Regions from separate parts of the Homo sapiens genome. Here all the other regions are linked to region 3. A link is an interaction called in ENCODE POLR2A ChIA-PET data of the cell type or tissue named here. Cell type or tissue: OCI-LY7. All regions are shown on one strand. Each heading gives the region's core, and the rest is flanking DNA. Links, peaks and the distances in the headings are about the cores only. Region 1 holds the start of LOC105376093 (a long non-coding RNA gene). Region 2 has its middle 120 kb from the start of GCNT1. Region 3 overlaps GCNT1 (glucosaminyl (N-acetyl) transferase 1).

Region 1 (10,048 bases), core at 1,441-9,440, 89 kb before region 3:
ACTCCTTTGGTGACCATCATGACTATGACATATGCAGAACCTCATTATTTGCTGTACATTCTCTTCAAAAATCTGAAGTGATGACTTATGATAAAAGAAATCCTGGCTGGGTGTGGTGGCTCATGCCTGTAATCCCAGCACTTTGGAAGGCTGAGGGAGGCAGATGACTTGAGGTCAGGAGTTTAAGACCAGCCTTGCCAACATGACAAAATCCTACCTCTACTAAAAATACAATAATTAGCTGGGTGTGGTGGTGCACATGTGTAATTCCAGCTCCTCAGGAGGCCGAAGTGGGAGGATTACTTCTGCCAGAGAGACAGAGGTTACAGTAAGCCGAGATTGCACCCTTGCAGTCCAACCTGGGCTATAGAGCATGACCTTGTCTCAAAAAAAAAAAAAAAAAAAGAAAAAAAAGAAATCCAGAAAATGTTGGGAAGCCATGGATTCAAATGAGCAACAAAAGCATAATCAATAGTAAAAAGGCAAATAAACTAATTAAAATGAGGTATTACATTTGAACTGACATTACTTCAAAGAAGACATACAAATGGCCAATATACACATGAAGAGATGCTCAACATCATTAGTCATTAGAATTCAGTGTTACTGAGAAAATACACGTTTACCCATATCCTAATAAAAACCTTGAACTCTAACGTTAAGGAGAATCTTATAGGCTTCCAGAAAGAATAACAAGTTACCTACAATGGGAAAAAAAATATATTAGACAGGCATAGCATCAAACCTCACACCTAAAACATTGGAAACTAAAAAACAGTGACATATCCTCACACAATACTGAAAGAAAAGGACTGCTACCCAGAGATCCATACCCAGCCATTATTTCCTTAGTTGATGAGAGTGAAAGAAAACAAATACAAGAAGATGTAAGAGAGAGTAAATCATTATATTGGCAGTGCACTCTATTTGAGGAAAATACTCAGGAAGAGACTAATGAAACATCAAGTTAATTAGAATATATTATAAATCTCAATATAAGAAAAGATAAAGAAGAGTGATTGGTAAGTAACGAACCTTTACGCATGTATGTATATACACATATTGCAGAGATGGAGAGATTCTGACTGAAGATAAGGTAAGTGTAAACAAGGGCTCTTGAAATGGAAGATTTATAAGAATAATTCAAATGACACTCTAGAATGAAAATACTCACATGATATCAGAAAAAACCCAGGTGTCGAATATTGGGTCAGGGAAGAGAAGGAAAATATAAATTTTGAAAATTCACCAAGCCCATGAATTTCTAGCTGAATTTTATCTAACCTTTAGAGAACTGACAATACTACTTTTACTTAAATTACTATAAGCCATAGAAAAGGATGAAAAGCCCCCAATCCACTTTATAAAGGCAAAATAAACTGAATCAAAGCTGATAAAAATAAGACAAAATTGAAAATTGTAGACAGGCTCATGAATATAGATTCAAGAAATCTAAATAAAACATTTCTAATTAGAATCCAGTAACATATCAAAAAAAAAGATAGACCATGACTTCTTCCACGAAATTACGGGTTGTTCAGTACCGGAGAGTTTATCAGTATAATCTATTACACCATATTTTGAAGGAGGATGTATGATCATATCTTTAAGTACTTACCATTTATTTAGTAAAGCTGGACATGGTGGCATGCACCTGTAATCCCAGCTATACAGGAGGCTGAGGTGGGAGGATCATTTGAGCCAGGAGTTTGAGATGAGTCTGGGCAACAATAATGAGACCCTGTCTAAAAAAAAAAAAATTATTCGGTAAAATGGCAGCCATACCTAATGAATAAAATAAGAATTAAAGAAATTGTTTAATATAAAAGGCTATTTACCAAACCAATAGCCAATAGTATCCCAAAGCACAAAATGCTAAAGCCATTTTAATTGAACAGAAACTACACGGGAATGCTCACCATCATCATGACTAAACATTGGCTTGGAAGAGATCTCAATCACATTAACACAGCAATATTAAATAATTGACTAACATTCGAAAACAAGAATAAAACACTTTGTTTTTCTCATGGTGTGATCGTTAAAACAAAAGCAAAAACAAAAAACCACTCAAGTGACTGGTAAAAAGCTACTACAGGAAATAAAATACTAAGAGAATTTGTTAACACAGTTGGATAAACAATAAATATTTTTAAATTAATAGCTTTTTCCATATATTTTATTTTATTTTATTTTTTATGAGACAGGGTTTGCCCAGGCTGGAGTACAGTGACATGATCTCTGCTCACTACAACCTCTGCCTCCTGGGTTCAAGCAATTCTCCCACCTCAACCTCCCAAGTAGTTGAGACTATAGGCACATGCCACCATGCCCAGCTAATTTTTGTATTTTTTGGTAGAGATGGGGTTTCACCATGTTGGCCAGGCTGGTCTCTAACTAACCTCGCCTCGGCCCCCCAAAGTGCTGGGATTACAGGTGTGAGCCACTGTGCCCGGTCAGCTTTTTCTATATCTTAACAATAAGTACATAGAAGTAGAAACATGGAAAAATATTTCCTTCACAACAATGGTAAAACATAAAATATTTCAGAATAAATATAGCAAGAAAAAGCAAATCCCATATGGGGACACACACACATACACACACAATTTTATTGAAAAAAGTAAAACAGAGTCTGAACAAAAGAAAGGAAACTATGTTCTTGAATGGGAAAACAAATACTATAAAAGTGTCAGTTTTCAGGAAACTAATATATAAATGCAACATAACTTCTACTTCAGCACTGTATTAATTTCCTATTCCTGCTATAACAAATTGCCACTAACTTAGTAACTGAAATAACACAAAATTATTCTCTTACAGTTCTGGAAGTCAAAAGTTCAAAATCAGTTTCAGTGGGCTAAAGTCAAGTTATCAGCAAGACTGATCTTTTCCAGAAGCTCTGAGGGAAGAATCCATTTCCTCCTGTTTTCAGCTTCTCCTGGCATCTGTATCACTTGGCCTGTGACCTCTTCCTCCATCTTCAAAGTGAGTCACTCAGATCTCTGCTTCTGTCATCACAACACCTTCTCTTCTGCCTCTGACTCCCCTTGTCCCTGTTATAAGGATTTTTTGTGATTACTTAGAATCCATGGAATAATTTGGGATCACATCCCCATCTCAAAATAATTAGCTTTAATCACATCTACAAAGTCCTTTTTGCCATATAACGTAACATTCACAGGTTCAATGGACTGGGAAGTGGTCATATCATAAGGATTGAAGGGGGCACATTATCAGTCTAACACAAACACCAATAAGATTTTTAATATTGTTATGGAACAATAAATGCCCAAGAATAGCCAAGAAGATAGGGAAAAGAACAGTAAGTGGGGAGGGCACCTTAAAAGGCATTATGATAAAATCTACATAGTACTTTGGAGGGATAAATAGGTTAGTAGAACAGAATAGAGAATCCAGAAAGATATCTCAATATATGTGTGAATTTTTTTTTTTGACGGAGTCTCACTCTGTCGCCCAGGCTAGAGTGCAGTGGTGTGTTCTCGGCTCACTGCAAGCTCCGCCTCCCGGGCTCATGCCATTTTCCTACCTCAGCCTCCCGAGTAGCTGGGACTACAGGTGCCTGCCACCACGGCTGGCTAATTTTCTGTATTTTTAGTAGAGATGGGGTTTCACCGTGTTAGCCAGGATGGTCTCGATCTCCTGACCTTGTGATCCACCCGCCTCAGCCTCCCAAAGTCCTGGGATTACAGGCGTGAGCCACTGCGCCTGGCCTCAGCTGATCTTCTGATGGGCATCAAAGCCACTAGGGGTGAGGGTCCCAGAAGGGAAGGACCTTTTCAAGTCCCTTCCACACCATGCAGGTGTGAATTTAACACTTGACAAAAGTGTTATTTCAACTCAAGGAAAAAAGAATGGGTTACTTAATAAGTGATGCTAACACAACTACCAAGTCACAAAAAGAGAATAAAAGTAGACCTCTGTCTCACACAATACAAAATGGTATAAATTACATAAAGAATGAAGGCTCAGAGCTGGGCACAGTGACTCAAGCCTGCAATCCCAGCACTTTGGGAGGCCGAGGCGGGAGGATTACTTGAGGCTAGGAGTTCAAGACCAGTCCAGGCTGCATAGTGAGACCCCCATCTCTACAAAAAAATTTAAATGTAGCCAAGCATCGTGACATGTGCCTGTAGTCCCACCTACTTTCTGAGACAGGAGGATTGCTTGAGCCCAGGAGTTTGAGGCTGCAGTGAGCTATGTTTGGGCCACTGCACTGTAGCCTGGGCAACAGAGCTAGATCCTATCTCTATTTTAAAAAAGAAAAGAAAAGAATGAAGTCTCAAATGCAAACTAAAACAAAAAAATCATGTAAGAAAACCTAGAGTATGTACAAACTAGAGATGAGGCATACCTTCTTAACAGAGACTGGAATCCCACAAACTTAAGAGAAAAAAAAAACAGAAATATTTGAACATAAACAGATACAAATCCCTTATCTGAAAAATGTGCCAGGTACAAAATCAACTGACAAAAAAAGTTCAAAAAAATGTGTCATGCCAAAGCCAAGGGTCAGTGTCTGTAACATGCAACAAGCTCTTGCAAATAGACAAGAATGAGACAAATAACTCAAAAACCAGCATGAGCTGCCTGCCTGTCAGTTGCCCCATTTTTTTCATCTTTCTATCTCTAAGAGAGGCTGGCTCATCTTGAAGCAGAATGTTCAGAGTCTTGAAATACTACTATTTCATAATTCTGAAGCTGTTAAAACCAAGTAAATGATGACTTTGCTGGTGACTAATACAAAAATGGTTATCTGTTCCTGCCAGTGAGAGAATCAAGTATTTTTCACTTCTCTCTGGCACATTTAAACTGAAAGAAGAATGCCCTTATTCATTGGGTTTCTTTCCTTCTCTTTCTCTCTTTTAGAGTTCACTTAAAAGTTTCCATGATGAGCTTAGTTTCAGATTTGTTTTCTTTTTTTGCAGTAACAGCACTTAATGTTGTTTTGCTTTGCAGAGTAATTCTTCCATCGGAATTTCAGATTTTATTTTATTTTATTTCATTTTATTTTTGAGACAGAGTCTCACTCTGTCCCCTAGGCTGGAGTGCAGTGGCATGATCTCAGCTCACTGCAACCTTCACCTCCCAGGTTCAAGTGATTCTCCTGCCTTAGCCTCCTGGGTAACTGGAATTACAGGCACGTGCCACCAGGTCCAGCTATGAATTTCAGATTTTAAAGTGGGGTATTTTGTTATTTGCAGTATGTCAACTTTCCCCCTCTTCATTTACTCAGTAAGCTTAAGCTAGGTTTGAAAAGAAAATAATAATGACCCAGAGTTGGCAACATAGGGGGAAAATAGAACCTCATCATGTGCCTAAGCCTGTATGCTCACTCACTTGTTACACCCACAAAAGAACTTTCTATTTTAATTCAAATTCTTCCTTCCTCTTCTAAAATATCAATCCAGGCTAAAAACAATGTATGTTTGTACTGAAATCTAAATATATGTTCTACAGAAATTCTAGATCACATCTGTGGTGCCAAGGGGCAGAGAGGGACAAATAAAAGTTTTCTTCAAAAACAATATGACAGAAGGGAGTAGCTGGCTTCAGTCTGACTTTCCTACCCTCTCTAAGCCTCAGTTTCCTCATCTGTAAAATGGGAGGGAAATTAGTACCTACCCCATACGGTTGTTTTGGAGATTAAATCAGATAATGCATATGATTTAGCCAAAGAGCGTTGGATTAGTAAGATCTCAATAAATGTTGATTATTATTAGTTTGTTCTTATGTAGGGCCACCAGCACTTGATTAGAAGAGTGGCTGTTTCCATCTCTCTTCCTGGAGGTCATTTTGCCTCTGCAATGTGGAGGGTAAGCCAGCAGTGGTTTTCAAACTGTTCTCAGAGCCCTGGGATTCCACAGAGAGGCCTGTGGGCTGTAGAGGGATCAGCGTGAGGCTGAGATGGTGGGTGAGACTCTGAGACTCCCACTATAGCTTTGATTTTTTTCTATTTTATATAAAAGGAACCTGCCTACATTTCACTTCAAAAACCATTAATCTTTTAATTCTGCAAGGCTAAGGCAATTCTGTTATTCTGTGGGCATTCCTCCTTTTTAAAATGACTTTTCCTAGCTTTTTAGTAATCTTTTTTTTCTTCATTATCCATCCTTAACCACCTGATCCCTCCTGAGAGAAACAAAGCATTCAAGAAGCCACATCTGTGTTAGTATGAATTACTTTGATGTATTATGCCTTTGGGGAGGTGCTTGCATTTTAAAAGAGTCCAAACAAGAAGAGGATAAATAGGATAAAGAAAGATTGCTTTTCTGTTGACAGAAATCCTGGCACTACGGGGAAGACTTTTGAGGGTGGGGTGAGAGGGAAGTCTTTTGTAAAACTGCTAAAATGGCAACTCTAACCATGCCTTAATGAAATAATAACAGCGACTAGCACTGGTAAAGAGATTCTGACTTATACAACAATTTAATCTCCATCTTCTTGGCTGATTTAACACGAGCCTCCTGTAAATGAGGTGCTACTGTTTTCCCATGTCCATTTCCAAGACAAGGACATAGAGGCCCTGCATGGCTCAGTGACTCACCTCAGTTGGCAGAGTTAGGCCCTGACTCGAGTCTCGGGCACTCTCCCCAGGACCACACTGCTACCTCCACCCATTTGGGAAGCCAAGCCTGCTGATACCCAAGGCACCGACTTTTGAACACTCCCTTTGCAGAAATGGCACAAGCTGGGCCACTCATTTTTCTGATGCTTCCTCCTTGGAAAGAAAGGAATGGCTGTAGCAGAACTGTCAGCTCTCAATGAGCTCTTTGTGCAAGTAAATTCCAGAGTTTTTATGAACGATGATTACAGCAAGGGCTGCTTTCCCCCCCCAGTAGTTATGGTCAAAAGATTGCTGTTTCAGCCATGCCTGGCATTCCTCCAGAAAACTCCTGGATATATGCACTATGAGTTGCAGACTTGTGGATTATTGAACCTAGGAGACTGAAGAAACCAAGAAGCTCTCGATTTTAATGAGTAAATGTTTCTTTCCATGTCAAAATCCCTGGTGACACAATTTTTTAAAGTTCCAGAAAGTAAACATAAATGTCATTAATCACTGGAGGAAAGGTTATCTTTTTCTATCATATTTCCACAGAGCAAAGTTGCCTGGTTTTTACTTATACATGTCTATCAAGACTAACTGGCATGAGGACATGTGTGTAATAAGCTCTCAACATATATATTTGTTAATGAATGAGTGAATTAGTATATCCTTTAATTTGGAGGCCAAGCAATCATGATAGCAAAAGCAACAGAAACAACATGATAACTTCCTCTGGGATAGCCCTTCACTATGGTGGACTCTGAAAATTCTAGCACACAGCACTGAAGTTAATTGCTTACTGCACTCAGGGAGATCACTACCTTGACCATCTTCGCCATTGAGTAGGGAAAAATAAGTTGGAATATTGATGATATTTGAGGGTGTGGATGAAAGCAAGCTTTTCATTGCAGGAGCTTGAGATATAGTAGTTTAGGACTGGTAGACACAGCAAGGCAAGAATTTTGAGACAGAATTTTGAAGAGTCTTGGAGAGAAAATCCATTTGTTACAATTCAGTGAAGGGTTCCACAGTATGATGTTCATTCAAATAAATTTTTCCAAAGATATTTGCAACTTTTATTATTCTGAGCAAGAGGTTCCTGGAGTGGAAAAATCATGGTGATGAAGACAGAGGAGGAATAAGGTCATATTCATGAAGCCAAATAGTACAATCAGTTTCACCAACACCAGGGTTTGCAAACCATAGCCCAAAGGCCCAATCTGGTCCATGCCCAGTTTTTATAGTTTTATTGGAGCAGTCCTATGTTCATTCCTTCAAATGTTGTCTGTGACTGCTTCCATGCTACAAACACAGAGTTAAATGGTTATGAAAGAGACCATATGGCCACAGAGCCTAAAATAGTTACTATCAGGCCCTTTACAGGAAAAGTTTGCCAACCCCTGATATGGATGGTAAGCTGTGTGGGAGTAGATGGTTTCACTTCTCATTTTATTTATTTATTCATCAAATTATGTATTAAGCACCTATTGTGTGCAAGGTACCTTTATAGGTGTCAGGAATCTAGCACTCAACATGATGAATACCAGCCCCCATGGAAAAAAATCAACAAATGATATAAACCACATAGAAATAAGTGCTATGAAGGAAAATTAAGCATGGAAAGAAGATACAGAGGTATTGGGATGGTAGAGGGGGGCAACAGGGACCCTTTGGGATGTGGCAGTCAAGGAAAGCCTCTCTTACGAGGTAATATTTGAGTAAAAAACCTCAATGGGGTGAATGATGTGAAGATATGAGATAGAGAATGTCTCAGTCTATTTTTTGCACTATAACAGAATATCACAGACTGGGTAATTTATAAATAAGATAAGTTTGTTTGGCTTATGGTTCTTAAGTTTGTTTGGTTTGTGGTTCTTGGTGCTGGGAAGTCCAAGGGCATGGCCCCAGCATCTGCCAGGCTACCTGGTGAGGGTCATTTCATGATGGTAGGGCAAAAGGCAGAAACAAGTGCATTAGACAAGAGAGGGAAGTGGTCTGAACTCAGTTTTTGTATCAGACACCCTCTCCCATGATAACAATGTGAATCCTGAGCCCTCCTGACCTAATCACCTCTTAGGGTCCCCACCTCTCAATTTCATTACAATGGCCGTTAAATTTCAACATGAGTTTTGGCAAGGACATTCAAACCACAGCAGAGGCTTTGGGGAAATATTTCCAGTCAGAGGGTAAAGAAATGCAAATATCTGGAGCCCAGAACAAACTTGGTGTGTTGATAATGGTAAGCAGATCAGTGCTGCTAAAGCAGGGTAAGCAAAAGGCAGAGTGGAAAGAGCTGACACTGGAGAGCTAGCAAAACCAATGAACTAGTAAAGGCTTAGGGAAGGTGGCAGGGTTTGAACTTTATTCTGAATATGATCAAAAGCTAATTGGGGGGTATTAAGCAAGGGAGGGATGGGATATGATTTACATTTTAAAGGCTCACTGAGGCTGCTTTAAATAATTGACTATAGAGGAACAGAATGGAGGCAGGGATGCAATCACAGGAGAGAAATTGTGCTTAGATTACGTGGCAGAGATTGGAGGTGGTGGTTGAGCATCAGTGTGAGTTGAGACAAATTTTAAAGGCACAGCTAATAAAACCTGCTAATGAGTGGGGCATGGAGTATGAGAGAAAGACAAGAGTCAAAGGTAATTCTGAGGGTTTAGAATTGAATGATGGGTGAATGATATTGCCATTTACTGAGATATGGTGAAGACTTAAAGGCAAGGAAGGATGAAATTAAGAGATCTGTTTTGCTCCTGTTAAATTTCACATGCCTGTTAGACATTCAAATGAAGATGTCAAGTTGACAGTTGGATAAGAATATGTGCAAATGGAATAGATTGGGCATAAGATCTAATTTGGGATTCATCAGCATATGGATGGTATTCAAAGCCATGGAATTTGCTGAGATCACCCAGGGAATGACTATAAATTTTCTTTAAAAGGCGGGGTTGATTACTAAACCCTAAGGCTAGTGGTGAGTTGGAGCTGGCTCACCACTGACCCTAGGGTTTAGTAATCAGCCCCTCTAATTGAACACATCTCTTCTCAACTCCCCATTCAGTGACATCATGCTAATAGCTTGGAATCAGCCATAGTGGACATGATTGAACCATGAAAACTGGCAAACACTACACATCATGGTCCCCCTCCTTCCAATAGAAACAGTTATCAAATATTTACCAGCACACCACTGCCTGGGGCTCTCATATTTTGAAGTCATGAAAGGCAGGAAGAGACAGTATGAGAGACTGAGAAGAATTGGAATGTGAAGAGGTAAGAGGAATACCAGAGTGTGGTGTCTTGACCCAAGGTCAAGAGACAATTATGTGTTCTTTGTCTTTTCTCCCTTCTCCAAGGCTTTCAGCTCTTGGAGTTGATGGAACATATCACATTATAGAGAGTGTTTAACTCTCTAACCTATCCTTCACTTAATGACTTTAACTCATTCGTATAAACCCTGATGCTCTGGA
Region 2 (10,048 bases), core at 1,232-9,231, 100 kb before region 3:
ATCAGCCATAAATAGATGATTACTTTTAGACGAACCCAAAATTTTGTGTTACTGTCTGAATTATTAGAGGATTTCCTCAATGGTTGTTTGGGCTTTCTGCTCATATTTAAAAGTCGACTCTAAAAGACCCTGAGTGAAGAGCAAGAAAATAAACAAATAATAAATAACCTGATCAAAAAATGAGCAAAATATCTAAATAGACATTTCTTCAAGAAGACATACAAATGACCAACAGGTATATGAAAAGATGCTCAACATTGTTAACCATCTGGGAAATGCAAATCAAGACCACAATGCGATATCACCTCACACCTGTTGGGATGGCCATTATATATATATATAAAATGTATTATATATTTTTCTCTACATCCTCTCAGATACTTTATATATATATATACAGTACCTATTTTTAAAAAATATTTTAAATATATATTGTATGTAACATACATTTTTATGTATAAAAATGTATTTTATATATAAATATAAAAACCAGTGTCTGAGAGGATGTAGAGAAAAGGGAACCGTTACGTACTGTTCCTGGAAATGTAACATGGTACAGCTGCTATGGGAAAGAGTATAGAGTTTCCTCAGAAAATTAGAAACAGGACTACCATGTGACCCAGCAATCTTGCTTCTGGTATACATCTGAAAAAACTGAAATCAGGATCTGGAAAAGATATCTGCAATCCTATGTTCATTGAAGCATTATTCACAGTAGCCTAAATATGGAAGCAACCCAAATATCCATCAACGGACAAATGGAGAAAGAAAATGTAGTACATACATACAATGGAACATTATTTAGCTTTAACAAAGAAGAAAATCCTACTATTGTAATAACATGGATGGACCAGGGAGACATTCTATTAAATGAAATAAGTCAGTCATAGAAGGACAAATATTGTGTGATCTCTCTTATCTGAGGCACCTAAAATAATCAAAGGTATTGAGGTAGACAATAGAATGGTGGTTGCTAGGGGGTAGGGAAGGGCAAGATGGGGAGTTGTTGTTCAATGGGTATAAACTTACAGTGATACAAAAGTGAGTAAGTTCCAGAGATCTGCTCTGTAAGACAGTGCCTGTAATTAACAGTAAGTACTGCTAAATTAAGTTTAGCCTAAAGCTGCCTCCTTACGTATTTTAAGTCAGCCTAAAGGCTTCTCCATACTTAGTCAACTGCAACCTAACCAGATGTGGAAACAGACTGCACCCTACTCTTGTAACAATAGCTATACTTCAGCCACTCAGGCGGTCGACTGTGCAAACTGTGTTCAAACGAGGCCAACACTGAGCTATAACGATCCAGCCGTTTCTGTACTTCACTTCTGTTTTTTGTCTGTTATTTTCCTTTTTCAGTCCATAAATTCTCTTTAACCACGCAGCAGCCCTGGAGTTGCTCTGAAGGTATTCTGTTTGATGGGTGGGGGTGGGGTACCCGACTCTCAAATTGTTCTTTGCTCAGTTAAACTCTGTTAAATTTAATTTGTCTAAAGTTATCTTTTAACAGTCCTTATGTGCAAAGTCACTAAATTGTGTATATTAATATGTGCAGCTTTTTGGATACCAATTATACAATACAGATGAAAAGATAAAGATTAAAAAAATAAAGATTAATCGCTTCTCAGCCTTTTGGCTAAGATCAAGTATAAAAAAATAAAGATTAAAAAATAAAAAGCTCTGGCCAGGCGCGGTGGCTCAGCACTTTAGGAGGCCGAGGCGGGTGGATCACCTGAGGTCAGAAGTTCAAGATCAGCCTGACCAACATGGTGAAACCCCGTCTCTACTAAAAACACAAAAATGAGTTGAGCATGGTGGTGCCTGCCTGTAATTCCAGCTACTTGGGAGACTGAGGCACTAGAATCAATTGAATCCAGCAAGTGGAGGTTGCAGTGAGCTGAGATCATGCCACTGCACTCCCATCTGGGTGACAGAGTGAGACTCCATCTCAAAAATAAAATAAAATAAAATAATATAAAATAATAAAAAATAGGCCAGGCACGGTGACTCATGCCTGTAATCCCAGCACTTTGGGAGGCCGAGGCGGGCAGATCACAAGGTCAGGAAATTGAGAACATCCTGGCTAACACGGTGAAACCCCGTCTCTACTAAAAACACAAAAAATTAGCCAGGCATGGTGGCACGTGCCTGTAGTCCCAGCTACTTGGGAGGCTGAGGCAGGAGAATCGCTTGAACCTGGGAGTCAGAGGTTGCAGTGAGCCGAGATCGTGCCACTGCACTCCAGCCTGGGCGACAGAGTGAGACTCAGTCTTAAAATAAATAAATAAATAAATAAATAAATAAACAAATAAATAAATAAAAGTAAAGAGTTCTGTGTATAGATGAGGCTTATCCACTGGTGGCCTCCCTTTAGGATGACATGGCTGGACTGTTTTCCTGGAGAAACTCCAACTATCAGAATTTGTCTTGACTGAGGTTCCCTCAAAGCAGATGTAGAAACAGAGAGCCCCATTCAGGTCATCTATTTCAGAGGTCATCTCAGGAAACCCTGGTAGGGAGGTGGAGAAGTGGCAGGAAAGGGAAGGGAGTCAGCATGGGTGGACAATCAGAGCTCAATTCTGTGGGGGGCTCTGGGGGTCAGTGTAGGTCACGCCCCTCAGGATCCTCTCCCTGATGGAAGAGCAAGAGAGCCACGCCCTTCTCAACCACCTTGAAGCCTGTGAATTCTCTGCCTCTTCTGGCTGGGTCTGTCTGCAGGTTGAGAGAAGCGTTCACCTGAAGAAAGCTGCAGGAATTGGCAGGAAACCATCTTTAGGTGCAGAAGTGGATGCTAAGAGGGACACGGGCAGAAGGCTGATGGTGTCTGCTTCTGCATCTTTAGAACTTTCCTCAGGCTGGTCAGCTTCCCCTGAAGTGAATATTGCCATCTCCTACTTGTGGGTTAGGAGACTAGCTGCCAGCACTCTGGGATCTGGGTGAGAGAGAGGACTGGGCTCTCTTTAATCTTAGCTTTTGCTTGACCAACCTATTCTCAGTGTGGAAACTCCTCTGCTGTCCCCTTGTCCCCTAGTCACCATTGGTTCATACTCTCCGGAGCAGCGCTGTCCAACAGAAATCTCATGGGAGCCACGGAAGTCATTTTAGATTTTCTATCAGTCACATGAAAAAATAATAAAAATATACAGGAGAAATTAATTTTAATGTGTTTTATTTAATCCCATTGATCAAAAATATTATTGTTTCAACATATAATCAATGTTTCCATTATTTACTTATTTATTGAGATAAGAGTCTTGCCCTGTTGCCCAGGTTGGAGTGCAGTGATGTTACCATGGCTTACCGCAATCTTGACCTTCCCAGGCTCAGGTGATTCTCCTGCCTCAGCTTCCCAAGTTGCTGGGACTACACACATGTGCCTCCATACCTGGCTAATTTTTGTATTTTTTGTAGAGATGGGATTTTGCTATGTTGCCCGGGCTGATCTTGAACTTCTGGGCTCAAGTGATCCATCCTCCTCAGCCTCCCAAAGTGCTGTGATTACAGGTGTGAGCCACTGAGCCCAGCCTACAACATATAATCAATGTTTTTAAAAATCTTTTATAATTGTACCGAGCCTTCAGAATCTGGCATGTATTTCACACTTAACCCACATTTCAATTTAGAATAACCAGACTTAAAGAGTTCGGAAACCACATGTACTTAGTGGCTGCCGTATTGAGCAGTACAGCTCTAGAAACTAAATTTCCAGTCTAGTGCAAAGGTGAGGGGAGGGGCAGGTCTTCTGCTGCAAGGCATTGAGAAGGAAGCTGGGAGTCTAATTGCTTCTTTATTTATTTATTTGAGACGGAGTCTCGCTCTGTCGCCCAGGCTGGAGTGCAGTGGTGCGATCTCAGCTCACTGCAAGCTCCACCTCCCAGGTTCACACCATTCTCCTGCCTCAGCCTCCTGAGTAGCAGGCGCCCGTCACCACGCCCAGCTAATTTTTTGTAGTTTTTTTTTAGTAGAGACGGGGTTTCACATCTCTTGACCTCGTGTTCCGCCCGCCTCGGCTTCCCAAAGTGCTGGGATTACAGGCGTGAGCCACTGCGCCCGGCCTAACTGCTTCTTAAAAAGACTTTTGACTGACTCTGTTTTCCCATTTACCCTCATTTTAGAAATTCCTGGTGGCCCCAATTTCTGAGCATTTTTGTGGTTCTGTGGTGCAAATAGGATGGATGACTCACTTTCCCTCACTGCCAGCTTAGGTGTTGGCCTCACCGAATCTGCTGGGTCAGCTCACACTCATCCGTCAGCTTTCCATCTTTCCATTTTTCCTTGGTGTTTCCTCCACTCCAAGTCTCTTTGTCCTTATGGGTTTGTGCCTTAAAAAAAAAAAAATCGGCCAGGCACGGTGGCTTGCGCCTGTAACCCCAGCACTTTGGGAGGCTGAGGCGGGCGGATCACGAGGTCAGGAGATCGAGACCATCCCAGCTAACACAGTGAAACCCCGTCTCTACTAAAAATACAAAAAATTAGCCGGGCGTGGTGGCGGGCGCCTGTAGTCCCACCTACTCGGGAGGCTGACGCAGGAGAATGGCGTGAACCCGGGAGGCGGAGCTTGCAGTGAGCCAAGACTGCACCACTGCACTCCAGCCTAGGCGACAGAGTGAGACTCCGTCTCAAAAAAAAAAAAAAAAAAAAAAAAAATCATCCATTTTCATTTTATTGGAATGTTTGGAGAGAACAGAGATAAACATAGATGTTGAAACCACCATCTTTAACTGATCATCAATAAGTTTTCCATATCAATGGAATATGATTATTTTTGTCTATAAATTTTTTGTGAGTCTGGTGTTTTGGTTTAAATCATCTGAAAACCCTATGTATGCAATAACTATTTCCAAAAGGAACAAATGGATGAATAATGAGATATCCAGGAGACTGACTTAATCCCCAAATGTCATCCAATCCAGTTAAAACCAGTGCCCAGAAAGCGACACCCTCTGGGTCACCCTTCAGGGAGCCTGTTTCCCCTTGCACTCCTTAGCTCAGCTCATTTCTCTCAGTGACTACTGAGCTAAGAAAGCCCCCAGAAATAGTTAAGAATTTTAAAGGCTCTTAGCAGCAAACCAAATGCAAGACGGAGCCATGAGTCAACTGTTCCACCTCCCTCAACCTCATCGCCCAACTGCCTGCTAGAACAGACCACTTCCTTGTAATACACACGCTCTTTCTCTAGCACGGAGATTTAGCTTAACTCTGCCTTCCCCCACCTTCATCCTCATTTCTTCTTTTGAAAGGGCTGGGTTCCTTTTTGTGCTTTTTTTCTTGAATCTTAAAAATGAAGCCCAGGCCCCTTAGAACACAGAGCAATGTTAGAGTCCAGTCTTTATGTGTAATCAGTGTAGGGCTAGTAGTTTTGAGGTTCTTTGTTGGTTTGGTTTTGTACTTACTAACGTATTATTCTAGAATCCAAGAATAAATGAAAAGCAATTTAAATATGTATTAGAGTATCTCATAAAAGCGCCAAAAATGAGATTTTATTCATAATATACAGAAAAAAAATCAAGTTCTTTCCTTTTGCGTAAATGAAAGCCGTAGGAATCAAGAAATCTTCAGACCCAGAGATACCATTTAGTTAGCTTCTTTTACTGACACAGGGGATAGTTCAACTAGATTCCATACATATCTAGACAGTAGACAGTAAAGATAAGGGAAGCCCTAGAAGCTCCTAAGTGTATCAGAACCCAGAGGTTATTTCTACAGATGAAATAAAGAGAAGTAAATTTGGAGGTGGGGATATGATCATAGGAGGAATCTTGCTGTTTCAAAGTTCACAGTAGTGAAATCAGCTAAACAGGCAAATTGAGTTAAATTGGAAGCTCTTCAACACACTCCCCATCAGCTTACTGGGTTCTGGTCTCACAGGATCTAGCATGTTATGGCTGTGTACTGCCCCTACCTCCACCCAGGCATCCCATATATTATTTCCCCAGCACACATTTTCAGCTCTATGTATTGGGATATATTTTATTCACATCAAATTATTTTATTTTTATTTATTTGTTTATTTATTTTGAGATGGAGTCTCACTCTGTCACCCAGGCTGGAGTGCAGTAGCGTGATCTCGGCTCACTGCAAGCTCCGCCACCCAGGTTCACGCCATTCTCCTGTCTCAGCCTCCTGAGTAGCTGGGACTACAGGCACCCGCCACCATGCCCGGCTAATTTTTTGTATTTTTAGTAGAGACAGGGTTTCACCATGTTAGCCAGGATGGTCTGGATCTCCTGACCTCGTGATCCGCCTGCCTTGGCCTCCAAAAGTGTTGGGATTACAGGTGTGAGCCACCGCACTCGGCCTATTTTTTTATTTATTTATTTTTCAGACAAAGTCTCACTCTGTTGCCCAGGCTGGAGTGCAGTGGCGCGATCTCAGCTCACTGAAACCTCTACCTCCTGGGTTCAAGCGATTCTCCTGCCTCAGCCTCCCCAGTAGCTGAGATTACAAGTGCCTGCCACCATGCCTGGCTAATTTTTGTATTTTTAGTAGAGACTGGGGTTTCATCATGTTGGCCAGGCTGGTCTCAAACTCCTGAGCTCAAGTGATCCACCCGCCTTAGCCTCCCAAAGTGCTGGGATTACGGGCATGAGCCACTGCACCCAGCCTATTCACATCAATTTTTTAAGTCATAAAGATAATAGGATTGCCCTAATAAAAATTCCCATTACATTAATATTTCCTGACAAAATATTTTTCTTATAAAAATGTCACATTTGCCTAGATATTTAAAGTTTTCAAGACATTTCAAAACACCTAATCTTGCTTCCTTTTCACAACAACGTTATATATTTGGAGAAAGGTAGTCTTATCAGGCATCTTATTTGTTGATTAGTGTATTTCCTTATCACCCCGTAATACAAAGGACTGGAGGTAGAACAACAATACTGCTGGAAAAGGTAGGGTCAGGACTGGACTCCGGGCTTCCTCACTTCTAGCTGGAGGCCCTGTCTCCTGAGGATCTTTATTACTTAGGCCTTTAGCTCCTTGCCCAGAGGTGGCCACCAAAATATACTTGATCAGAAGCCAACTCTCCTGTCAACTTAAGTGCTGACTCAGGGTTGGTCGTGGTGATGATTTAGGGCTCAGAAGAAACATCATGTTTCTTTTCCTCTTTCTCCTTGTCTTCTTCCCTTTTCTACTGGAAGAATTCAGTCCTAATGTCATTCAGCAGGGCAGAGAAAGTTGGTTACTCTGAAGTAGGGGTGATGGCCCAGCATAGGTGTCTCCCCTGAACAGGGTGAGGAGGGTATTCATGATTGAGGACAGCCTGGTATATCAGAGAGCCTAAGTAGACAAGAAGGGCTTCCAGCTAAGAGGGGTGCCTGTAGTGGGGGTGGGAACCCCAGCACGACGAGGAGGGAAGCCCCATGGAGAGACAGCCTAGCATAGGTGTAGAGTCCAAGGAAGATGCCCGCAAACTGGTATGGGGACCTGGAGACCCTGCTGGGTAAGGATGACACCGCCACAGCCGGGAGTGCCTTGTGTAGGGAGTCACAGCCCAAGGGGCCAAGGAGGGGAACTGCATGGCACATAGCCCTTGGGTAGGGAACCAGAACCCTGATGGGGTGAGGATGATGTCCATGCGGGGTCAGCAGCATGTCATGGACCGAGTCAAAGCAGGGTAAGGGCAGTTTCTGAGGGGTGGTGGTGGCAGGTCAGAGCAAGGACAGGGTAAGGAGGGTGTGTGAGGGGTAAGGGGGACAGTGGCTCTGATAGGAGACTGGCTTCCTACAGGGGGATTGAGCAAATAAGGAGACTTAAGGATAATGGGAGCCAGATTTCTTAACTGTTGGAGTTCAGAGTCACAGATGTGGAAAAAAGAAAACTATTGGGGTGCACTTACAGTTTTCAATATAGATAGATTAAAAAATACAGATGACAATGTATATGTGTGTTTGTGTGTATGTATGTATATACTTTCATATATTTTTATGCAGCTATATACTTACATACATCCTCCAACTCTGTCTACTAAGAGAATCTCTCTTAGCAATAAACACAGCCCAGATTTCCTCTTCTAGATACCATTCTCCACTAAAAGAAACCAGGGCTTCTTGGAGAGATTTCAAGGATTCCAGGATTCAAGTCCTGATTCCAGGACTGAGGTAGGAAACTTGAGTATGAACCTTGTGTCAGAAAGCAAGGAAATGATAGAGATATATCAAAAGGACACAGAAACCAGCTTCATCATCAAAATGAATCACTGTTGTAATGGATTATAACTCCTTAAATAAAGTAGAAAACTATGAGTCCTAATAATGTTAGTATATGGATAAATGGAAGGTTTGAGGACGAATGGAATATTTACATAGAACCTCCTGCATAAAATATGTATTAATGATAGCAGGAAAAATAGTAACTTCCTAATGGAGAAGAAAAGCAGACAGCACCTTAACCAATGATCAAAGTGAACAATCAGCAGTCATGGGAAAATTGAATTTGTGCATCCCTGATAGGATCCAGTAAAAAGTATTAAGGGTCCCTCCTGGCTAACACGGTGAAACCCTGTCTCTACTAAAAAATATTAAAAATTAGCCAGGCATGGTGGCGGGCACCTGTAGTCCCAGCTACTCAGGAGGCTGAAGCAGGAGAATGGCGTGAACCTGGGAGGTGGAGATTGTACTGAGCTGAGATCGCGCCACTGCACTCCAGCCTGGGCAACAGAGCGAGACTCCGTCTCAAAAAAGAAAAAGTATTAAGGGTCACTTGAGAAATTCCTGCCAAAGATGCATGAATTGAATGAATTGAGTCCCATATCAGACAAAGCCAAATTGAGTGACTTCTACAAAATAACTGGCCTGTAATCTTCAAAAGCACCCAAGTCAGAACAGTCAAGGAAAGATAGAGAAACTAACCACTGCAGACAGAAGACTAAAATCATTGACAACTAAATGCAACAAAGGATTCTCAAGTGGATTCTTTAACTGTGATGGATTCACTGGACAATTGATGAAACTTGAATGCGGTCTGAGGATTAAATTGCTGTAATACAACAGTGTTAACTTGCATAGTTTAAAAACAGTATGGTTGTAAAAGAATGTCCTGTTTTTAGGAAACACACACTAACGTATCCAGGGGAGATACTTACTATCCAAGGTAGTCAACTTACTATCAACTGGTTCAAGGGATGTTCTTTGTACTGTTCTTACAAAGTGTCTGTAACTTTGAGATTGTTTAACACAATTTTTTTTAAACAAAGTTAGTTGTCATTTTTAAGAAGAAGAACAACGAAAATAGAAAAGAACAAACAAACAAAAATATGTCACATCAAAAGATGCACACAGCGCTGGCAGGGAAATGTTAAGTGGTATGATTCATACATGGATTCTTTTCCCAGCAAACAAAATGCCCCATGCAGTAAACTACCCTCTCAGGTGGAGAATGAAGTAAAGCCGCACCTATTCCAAACAAGGCAACCAAAAGGCTTTTCTTATTCCATGACCACAGACAAAGCCTAGAGAGAATGTGCAAAAGCACAAGAAAAACACATGGCCACATTTCCCATCTCATTATTATTATTATTATTATTACTTATTTGCTTTTGTTATTATTATTTTTTTCCCTTTCTTTTTTTCTTTTTTCTTTTTTCTTTTTTTTTTAACAAACCCTTGTGTCGAGGGCTGACTTTCAATAGATCGCATCGAACGAGCTGCTCTGCTAAGTAGGAAACCCCGACCCAGAAGCAGGTCGTCTACGAATGGTTTAGCGCCAGGTTCCCCACGAACGTGCGTTGCGTGACGGGCGAGGGGGCGGCCGCCTTTCCGGCCGCACCCCGTTTCCCAGGAGGAAGGGCACTCCGCCCCGGACCCCGGTCCCGGCGCACGGCGGGGCGGCCCGCCGGCGGGGACAGGCGGGGGACCGGCTATCCGAGGCCAACCGAGGCTCCGCGGCGATGCCCCATCTCATTATTATTGAAAAGGAATTTCTTTTATGTTTTTAAAAATAAATACCACTTTTTAAATGGTAAAATTAGTCTCCTTCCATTTAAAGAAACATACCATCCCAATGAAAAGCTTTGCACTAGGAAAAAGTTTCCTCAAGGATAGCTTTG
Region 3 (10,048 bases), core at 706-8,705:
CTTACAGAGGTACCTAGAGTAGTCAAATGCGCAGAGGCAGAAAGTAGCATGGTTGTTTCCAGAGCTGGGGGAGGGAAGAATGGGGAGCTACTGTTTTCATGAGTACAGTTTCTGTTTGGGATAATGAAAAGTTCTAGGAATGGCTAGGGTGAGATGGCTGCACAACAGTGCAAATATGCTTAATGCACTGAATTTCCTCAGATTTAACCTTGGGAGTTTTCAGTCTCTTTGTTATGATTTTAAAAGATGCAGCTGTCTTACTACGACGTGACTAGATGCACCTTCAGAGCAGGTAAGTGAATGAGATGAAGAATGTTACATGGAAGAGGCTTTTTTTTTTTGGAGACAGAGTCTCACTCTGTCGCCCAGGCTAGAGTGCAGTGGCATGATCTAGGCTCACTGCAACCTCTGCCTCCCAGGTTCAAGCAATTCTCCTGCCTCAGCCTCCTGAGTAGCTGGGACTACAGGCACGCACCACCATGCCTAGCTAATTTTTGTATTTTTAATAGAGACGGGGTTTCACCATGTTGGCAAGGCTGGTCTCAAACTCCTGACCTCGTGATCCACCCGCCTCGGCCTCCCAAAGTGCTGGGATTACAGGCGTGAGCCACCACTCCAGGCCCCAGAAGAGGCTTTTAAAAATTAATTTAAGAGGCTGGGCGCAGTGGCTCGTGCCTGTAATCCCAGCACTTTGGAAGGCCAAGGCAGGCAGATCACATGAGGCAAGGATTTCGAGACCAGCCCGGCCAACATGGTGAAACCCCGTCTGTACTAAAAATACAAAAATTAGCCAGGCGTGGTGGTGCACACCTGCAATCTCAGCTACTCGGGACGCTGAGGCACGAGACTCGCTTGAGCCTGGGAGGCAGAGGTTTCAAACGTGAGCCAAGATTGCACCACTACACTCCAGCCTGGTGACAGAGTAAGACTCTGTCTAAACAAATAAATAAATAAATAAAATTAATTTAAGAGAAGACAGTGAAGAACAATATATTAGAATAAGGGAAATATAAGTAGGTATGACCGCAGGTTGTCTGAAAAATAACCTTTTTGAGTTTAGTGTCATGAAAGTTTAGAGATAAAAGAACAAAGGTTGTCCAAGTTTCTCCAAAAGGCCAGTGTGTTTCCGACTGCCTGTGCACATTTACTGTTACCCCAATTTGCTTAAAGTATAAGTAACAGCGAAACACAGTTTTACATGGAAAAAACCTGTCCTCTCAGGCAGGAGACTTCATTTGCAGAGGCTGACTTTGATGGGCTTGAGCAGAAATATCTGTTTATATATACATACAGAAAACAAACAGTGTTTTTTTTTTTAAATAGCAATCTTCAACCTCATTATCATTGCAGGCCAAAAATGAGAATAAAAGATCTCATTGTCTACTTTGAAATTCCACACTGAAGAGTAATGGACTTTTTTCTTTTTCTCTTTTTTTTTTTCAAATCTAAAAGTAGGCAGTTTATAATACCAAATAGAACACCACGGTTTTATGGAAACAAAATTTTGGATTGGAAAATTAAAGTTCATTTTGTCCCCTCTTAAAGATTAGGTGGCCCTGGGTTTTTGGCCCTGAGGTCACCCATCCTGTGTGTCACATGGGCCACACGTCTTGGGTTTTCTGAACGGTCCCAATTTTAAGTACTTGAGCCTCCTAAATGGCTTGGTCTTAGAAATGCTAGTTCCCAAATTCTAGATTCCTTGTTTTTAGAGATAGCCCTCAAATCTGGATTTTCAGTTTGCTAAATGTGACTGTCAGATTAAGTATCCTTATTCCAGATGGCAAAAGGCTAACCATTAGCAAAAATAAAAAGCACTGTCTCCCCAATTTCCTCTACATGTTCAAAATCCAGCTCAACTCCTTCCTCTGGTCCTTTCCCAAACCACAATGATTGCCCCTCTTTGAAATCAACATCATTCACTGTTGGAGGCCACGGAGCAAAACAGAAGTGTGAAGTCAAACAGAAGTGAAGACATAGCCTATGTTAGTTACTTCCTAAATGCATGGTTTCCGCAAGTTGCTTAACCTCTCTGAGCCTTAGTTTCCTCATCTGAAAAATGGAGATATGGTAATGACTCCTCTCATTTGTTCAGTGATGTTTAAGTAATCTGTAAAGTGCCAAGCACAGTGACTGGTACACACAGCACATGCTCAATAAACAGGAATTATCGTCGTCTCTCACTTCAGCACTGAATCCCACATCACTCTGTCTCCGTGAAGCTATCCATGTGGGTGCTTTGGAGAGCCCTTAGTGGCCTCGGTCAAGTCTCAGGCTTGTCTCCCACACTACTCCGTGGGTCTATTCAATTAGCATGAACTCAAAAAATAAAAATAAAAAACATCAAATGTCCAAATATTACAAAATCCACTTCCTTTCTCCCAAAAAATGTAGGGCAGCATCTTGGATGCTTTGTGTTAAGTGTGCCTTATAGCTCATAGTCTTTTCCAGAGAGGAGCTCTGGAATCCCCCAAATCTTCCTGCGAATATGAATGTTACAGATTCTCTTTTTGGAGGCTTCAGTGTTAAGACACATCAGAGCAACCTCTTCAACCCTCAGGGACTGATTTGTGATCTAAGCTGTGAATGTGCCCTTTAAACAGCTTCATAAACCTGAGCGGCAATCTTTATTCTCCATTTCCACATCATCTAAATTATATTTTGGTACAGTTATTGAATTTGAAATTAGCACTAAAGCCAAGAATGAAGTAATTCTCATTGTAATGACATGAAAAGAGGTATGTGAGATGATGTGGTATTCAAAGATGAGCTGCACCTCAGTATGTTCAGAGAAAGCCGGGCGTGGTGGCGGGCACCTGTAATCCCAGCTACTCAAGAGGCTGAGGCAGGAGAATCGCTTGAACCGAGATCGTGCCACTGCACTCCAGCCTGGGCAACGGAGCGAGACTCCGTCTCAAAACAAACAAAAAAACCAGCCTCCAGATAAATATATTATAAACATGCACTGGAAAAACTGAGAAGCACACACCCAAAACTATTCAGTGAGGATCTTCTTTTTTGGAGAGGGGATGTTTATTCAAACACTTCTGAAATGTTTCCATTTTTTATGTTCACTTCAGTAATTTTCTTTAAAAATTGCCAACTGGGATAAAATGGTGACAGTTCTCCAAAATAAGCTCCAATTAAATATATTTGCAAAGCATATAATTTCCCAAAAACAAAAATCCATTGACAATCTAACTTCACTTACACATCCTCTGCGTTCACGTTCCATGTTCTCTTCTGGTACGTAACATTGCACAATACACTTATATTTTTGCTCAGATGTAATAGCAGCAGGGATTTCATTTTCTATTCTTTTTTGATTTATTGGCTATCAAAATATCATTTGTTTTTGTCACAATTAGTTTATCTTATGGTTGGATATTAAGGGTATTTCCAAATTATACTGTTATAAATATGAACTATGAATAGCTTTGTATATTCATAGCTTTGTTTTTGCTTTGCTTTTAAAGGACTTCCTTGGAATTCCCAGGAATAAGGATTTTAGGTCACTACTTGTAAGTTTCTGTGCCTCTTGTCTGCCTTCCAAATAAACGATACTTATACTGTCCCCAGTAACATCTGGATACCATTTTCTCTACATTTACTATACATTTTAATTATATATAATGTTAAATGACTGTATATGAATATACTGTATAATTATTTTTGCCGATATTGCAACTGTAAAATGGTACATCATCAAGGTTTCACTTTGTGATTTCTTTGATTACTAGTGGCTGAATCTTTTCTTTTCTTTCTTTTTCTGAGACAGGGTATCGCTCTGTTACCCAAGCTAGAGTGCAGTGGCGTAACCAAAGCTTACTACAGCCTCGACTTCCCAGGTTCAAAGCGATCCTTCTACCTCAGCCTCCTGGGTAGCTGGGAGTACAGGCACATGCCACCATGCCTGGCTAATTTTTATATTTTTTGTAGAGGCAAGGTCTTGCACTGTTGCCCAGGCTGGTCTTGAACTCCTGGGCTCAAGTGATCCACCTAGGCCTCCTAAAGTGCTGGGATGATAGGTGTGAGCCACTGTGCCCAGTCCTGAATATTTTCTCTTGGGTTTGTTTACATCTGAGACACAGAAGAGTACAGTGGCAATGATTTCAGCTCTCCAACCGGACTGCCCCAGCAGGAGACCTGGGAGTCATCATTCCCCAACCCAAACTTCAGCAAATTCTTAGCCTCTCCTAGCTTCAGCGTTTTTGTTGTTTTTTTAAAAAACTAATTAACTTTAAACAATTTCATTGGGGAAATTATCATATATACCTTAGAGTTTTTATAAAGAGTAAGTGAGCTAACTTGTAACATGTTTATACTGTATTTGACAAATAATGAGCCCTTAATATTGGCAATGTATTATTATTCATTATTTTCCCTTTTTTGACTTTTGTTCAAATCTGAGCTCATGTCTAAGGGTAACTTTTTCAGACTTCAAAAATGAAAATCCATATTTCCAGTTTACTAACAAATACTTCAATATACTCAATTCTATACTGAGAATCTATTATACAAAATAGATTCCTAGGCTCTGGGGAGAAAAATACAAACATAAATAATACATGCTCCCTGCTCTCCAGGAATTCACTCAGAGGTTATATGCTGAGGTTTCTGGAGGAAATTATAGGCTTGGTCAATATAGTTAGAAACTATTTTTAGAACAATGCATCCATTGTAGAGCTGAAAGAAACTTCAGGAAGCATCTAGTGTTGCTGGAAACAGCAGCTCTGGGAGCAATTACTAGGTCTTCAGGCTAGGGGTGGAGTCTGTGGTCCCATAAATTACAAGAAACAAAGACGTAAAGACAGACAAGTGTCGCAGGGCACAGTGGCTCACACCTGTAATCCCAGCACTTTAGGAGGCCGAGGTGGGCAAATCATCTGAGGTCAGGAATTCTAGACCACCCCGGCCAACGTGGTGAAACCCCGTCTCTTCTAAAAATACAAAAATTAGCCAGCCATGGTGGCAGGCGCCTGTAATCCCAGCTACTCCGGAATATGAGGCAGGGGAATTACTTGAATCTGGGAGGCAGAAGTTGCAGTGAGCTGAGATCACGCCATTGCACTCCAGCCTGGGTGACAGAGCGAGACTCCATCTCAAAAAAAAAAAAAAAAAGAAAAGAAAAGAAAAGAAAAGAAAAGAAAGACAAGATTCTCTGTTGCTGGTTTGGCTCCTTATTTCTTAGCCCTTAAGACAGTCAGGTCTACTGTAAATATTTAAAGACAGAGACATGGTATTCAGCATTTCTCAAACTTACATGACAAAGAAAACTTACAAGAAGAGCATATGGCAAGTCCATAACAAAAAAGTCCATCTAGCCCCAAGTTGCACCCTCCTCTGTAACTCAAGAAAAAGCTGAGGCCCTGGGGCATAAGGGTCAAGATCTAGTGGAAAGCTGCCTTTAACCAGAGCCTGCAGCTTCACCCTTGTGGGTATGTGTTCTTTCACGCTCTACTGCATTCCCTTCACTCAATTCTACTTTTTTGGGAGGGAGGGCCACCCACAGAACCCCAAAAGAGACATCTGACATTTCTTTGTGGTGTCAGTCACACATTCTCTTTTCTCATTTCCTTTTTTTCTTTGAGACAAAGTCTCGCTCTGTTGCCCAGGCTGAAGTACAGAGGTGCGATCTTGACTCACTGCATCCTCCGCCTCCCGGGTTCGGGTTCAAGTGATTCTCCCACCTCAGCCTCCTGAGTAGCTGGGATTACAGGCGAACGCCACCACACCTGGCTATTTTTTTTAATTTTTAGCAGGGACGAGGTTTCATCATGTTGGCCAGGCTGGTCTCGAACTCCTGACCTCAAGTGATCTGCCAGCCTTAGCCTGCCAAAGTGCTGGCATTACAGGCTGAGCCACCATGCCCAGCCCCTAGTCCATTTTTAAAAAATATTTACGGGAGGCTGATGTGGGAGAACCAGTTGAGCTGACTGGGGAGAAGCAGCAGTGAGCTGTGATCATGCCACTGCACTCCAGCCTGGGCAACAAAGCGAGACTGGTCTCAAAAGAAAAAAAAATTTACATCTTATTTTGACCCAAAATAATATTACTGAGCATGACCAATCTACCTCATAATGCTAACTTCTGACATGCTGCAAAATCACATCTACCATCAAAAACTGGTGTCTTTCCTAATAGGAGAATACAGCACAGAGGACATGCCTCAAAATGGTCAGAAATGTCTTTGGAAAACACTTATGTTAAAGGTACTAATTTCCACTTATACATGTTTTTTTAAATCCTGTATTTTTATAGCCATGCCTCTTATTTTCAGGGAACTCATAAGTTTTCTGCCACAAGTAATCAACAACAAAATTGGTGGGCTGTCTATTTCTGACTTGAAAAACACTTCTGCATAGCAGTGAGACATACATGCACGGGTTTTTATCTATACCCTGGGGTTTGTGGAAGTCAAGCGCCCCAGGCAGGAGCACATTCCTGGGAGCAATTCTGGGAGCAATTACTAGGTCTTCAGTATAGGGGTGGAGTCTGTGGTCCCATAAATTACAAGAAACAAAGGCATAAAGACAGACAAGTGTGGCAGGGCACAGTGGCTCACACCTGTAATCCCAGCACTTTAGGAGGCCGAGGTGGGCAAATCATCTGAGGTCAGGAATTCTAGACCACCCTGGCCAACGTGGTGAAACCCCGTCTCTACTAAAAATACAAAAATCAGCCAGCCATGGTGGTGGGCACTCCAGCAGCAGATATAGCATGTGCTTCAGGATTTTTAATTGCAAACCAGAGGTTTTGTTAATTAGCATAAGTAGTGTGAGAACCAGATCCTCACAAGGTGAATACAAGGACTGTGTTGGTTAGCATAACAGATGTGAGAAATGTGTAGACAATGGATGAGATCAGGGGCTCCACCTATATGAAAGGATTAGGCATATTTCAGAGGCAAGTTCTGCATTTACATGAAGAGGACAAACAAGCCTGGCGGGCCCCAAAGTCTGGGATGGTGTCCTAAGCCCATTCCTGGATCCAGCTGCTGATTTCAGGAAATTCTTGATCACCTGACCCCCGCTGAATCTTGGACTAACCAGAAGACGTCTGCAAATTGCACATTAAGTGGCTTTAAAAAAAAATTAATTTTTAATTGACAAATAATAATTGTATATATTTATGGGGTATAATGTGATGTTTTGATAGATGTATACATTATGGAATGATAAAATGTACACATTTCAAGAGAAACAAGACATGTATACAATGTATTTATCACTCTTTAGTTTGAGCATTTTTTTTTTTTTTTTTTTTTGGGACAGGGTCTTGCTCTGTCACCCAGGCTTGAATGTGGTGGCCCAATCACAGTTCACCACAGCCTCGACTCCTGGGCTTAAGCAATCCTCCCAACTCAGCCTCCTGAGTAGCTGGGACTACAGACGCACACCACCACACCCAGCTAATTTCTGTATTTTTATGTAGAGATGGGGTTTTACCATATTGCCCAGGCTGGTCTCGAACTCCTGGGCTCAAGCGATCTGCCTGCCTCGACCTCCCAAAGTGCTGAAATTACAGGCATGAGGTACCACACCTAGCCTAAGCACTTGTTTTTAATCCAGCAGTAATTTTCTTTTCCACTGGATAAACTGGAGGGGTATATCACGAGAAAGAGGCTGTTTTAAAGTTCACCAGCAAGCAAGTTTTCAGACTGCCTTATTTATAAATATATGTATATATTTTATTTACATTATATACATGGCATATCTATACAGTTACATTTACACTTGACTTAGAGTCAAAGTCATATACACACACACAGGACTTGGACTCAAAGCTTTTAATGACAAGCATGCAAAATTTCTTAGTATAGACCCTAAGAGTACCCTTAATATAAGTATGTTTATTTAAAAATTCTATGTATCTACTACTGTTACCAGGGGGTCCTTGCTCCCAGAGCTCCCAAGATGGTGGCAGGCCACTTCCAAAATGGTGGCAAGCCTCATGTTCTCTGACCTGGGGTTCTTGGCCTCACAGATTCCAAGGAATGGAATCTTGGGCCATGCGGTGAGTGTTATAGCTCTATTAGAAGCCATGGGTCATGGAAGAGAACCGTGGAACCCAGTGACTAATGTTCAGCTTGATTAGGATGAACCCAGGCACTTAGCCGTGCAGGAACAATGGCAAGCCTTTAGCCCGATCGGGAGCGGCAATGGGCGCCTCGCTGGATCAGGAGCACAGCGGACACCCTGCCTGATCCAGAGGGATGGAAGTCAGTGGCAGGTCTGCAACAGCGGCAAAGAACAATGGTGGACAATAAGCAAAAGCTCAGCTCAAGCCGTAACAAACACGGACCAGAAGAGAGTGCAGTTGCAAGATTTAATAGAGTGGAAACAGAGCTCCCATACAAAGGGAGGGGACCCAAAGAGGGTAGCCGTTGCTGGCTGGAATGCCTGGGTTTATGTCCTGATCATTGTCCCTCCCGCTGTGCTCTCAGGCAATAGATGATTGGCTATTTCTTTACCTCCTGTTTTTGCCTAATTAGCATTTTAGTGAGCTCTCTTCACTACCTGATTGGTCGGGTGTGAGCTAAGTTGCAAGCCCCATGTTTAAAGGTGGATGCGGTTACCTTCCCAGCTAGGCTTAGGGATTCTTAGTGGGCCTAGGAAATCCAGCTAGTCCTGTCTCTCACTATTGTACTAATAAATTACATGTATCATAATTCAAAAACTTGGAGGATGCAATAAAACTTATTACTTCAATTATAGTAGTGCACTCTTGGCTCTGCTACCTAAATCTTGACACTTAGTTTCCTCTATCCACCAATCACATAGTTTTTTGGCGAAATTTGCCCAGTGGGTTTCAATCAATTGTAAAGACTAATCAAAATAGTCTGCAGGTGCCCCATAAAGTTAACAAATGGATTAAAAACTCATTGTTACTTTTCAATTAAAGTAGTATGACAATTCTGTTTCCCAGTTTTTAATTTTTTTTCCTTTGAGAGCTTTGATAACTCACAAATGTACAATATTTTTTGGCAATATGTTCGCATTACAATGAAAACTTCTCCACACAGCCACTTCCCAAATGCCCCTTGGTAGCAGAAATTTCTTTTGAAAAGTAATTCACTGTAAGAACCTCACATTTACCTTGGATTTTTCCCTTCTCCCCAAAATATCTGACTACTGATAGGCATAGCAAAATTGGAAAGAGGCAACACATTTGAAACCCCATCTTTCTGCTAAAGAGAGATGCAGACACCTGTAAACTCAACCACTCTTACGTATCTGGCAACAAAAGAACTAGGAATGCTCTGATGGGTGCAAAGGATGGTCCTGCTCCCTCCCCAGGGCATGGCAAAGGACGACAAAGCTTCTACAGACTAAAGCAGTGATTCTTTCTCATGCCATGACATATATACCAAAAGGTAACCATCAAACATCAGCTTCAGCTCTCTTGGCTTAAGGGAGAGGGCTGAGAGAAATGCAGTATCTCAGTACACCTATCACCCGCTCAGGGACAAGTCTAACCTGAGATGCTCTAATTTAAAGCCTTTGTGTTTCTAAAATTAAACAACTCGATGACACTCTATAGCTCCTAACTTGCAACATCTCACAGTATGCTTGATGGCCAGGTGAGCAGGGCTCCAGCTAGGCAAGGAATCCCTGCCTCCTTATCCACCTTAGAAACCACATTCACCGTACAAGACACAGGACTGAAGGAGGGTCGGCGCGCGGTGACTCACGCCCGTAATCCCAGCACTTCGGGAGGCCCAGGCAGGCGGATCACCTGAGGTTAAGGAGTTCGAAACCAGCCTGGTCAACATGGTGAGACCCTGTATTTACTAATTAGCCAGGCATGGTGGCATGTGCCTGTAATCCCAGCTACTCAGAAGGCTGAGGCAGGACAATTGCTTGAACCTGGGAGGTGGAGGTTACAGTGACCTGAGATTGTGCCACTGTACTCCAGCCTGGGCGACAGAGCAAGACTGTCTCAAAAAAAAAAAAAAAAAAAAAAAAAAAAACACTGAAAGAGGGACCACTGGCATTCTTGACCTTAAATGCTTATAAAATTATAAATAGAGGTTCTTACACTTCCTTTC

The links. Peaks named below come from ENCODE experiments on the same cell type or tissue, not always from the same donor. Only the 100,000 strongest peaks of a DNase experiment are listed, where the experiment ranks them.
Region 1: POLR2A ChIA-PET joins it to region 3 with 17 read pairs; 2 of 35 experiments call an interaction of 5 or more read pairs at or near these places.
Region 2: POLR2A ChIA-PET joins it to region 3 with 23 read pairs; 4 of 35 experiments call an interaction of 5 or more read pairs at or near these places.

Annotation. Positions count from the first base shown.
Region 1 is chr9:76,557,386-76,567,433 of GRCh38, reverse strand. LOC105376093 (a long non-coding RNA gene) reads right to left here and starts at 9,513. Exons shown (of 3, transcript XR_007061584.1): 1 at 6,569-9,513; 2 at 2,822-3,056; 3 at 1,706-1,745. In OCI-LY7, for the core only: no CTCF peak of the experiment used is centred there; DNase peaks (open chromatin) are centred at 4,827 and 5,364; H3K4me3 peaks cover 629 bases; H3K27ac peaks cover 1,360 bases.
Region 2 is chr9:76,571,584-76,581,631 of GRCh38, reverse strand. No RefSeq gene overlaps it. Among named protein-coding and RNA genes, the nearest start is that of GCNT1, 120 kb to the right of the region's middle. In OCI-LY7, for the core only: a CTCF peak has its summit at 7,422; DNase peaks (open chromatin) are centred at 1,251, 3,921 and 5,121; H3K4me3 peaks cover 1,934 bases; H3K27ac peaks cover 3,810 bases.
Region 3 is chr9:76,467,820-76,477,867 of GRCh38, reverse strand. All of the region lies in intron 2 of GCNT1 (glucosaminyl (N-acetyl) transferase 1), which reads right to left. Among named protein-coding and RNA genes, the nearest start is that of GCNT1, 14 kb to the right of the region's middle. RefSeq lists enhancers at 5,205-5,284, 5,635-5,904, 6,616-6,685, 6,706-6,795, 6,720-7,381. In OCI-LY7, for the core only: no CTCF peak of the experiment used is centred there; DNase peaks (open chromatin) are centred at 4,767, 5,487 and 6,787; H3K4me3 peaks cover 5,596 bases; H3K27ac peaks cover 6,024 bases.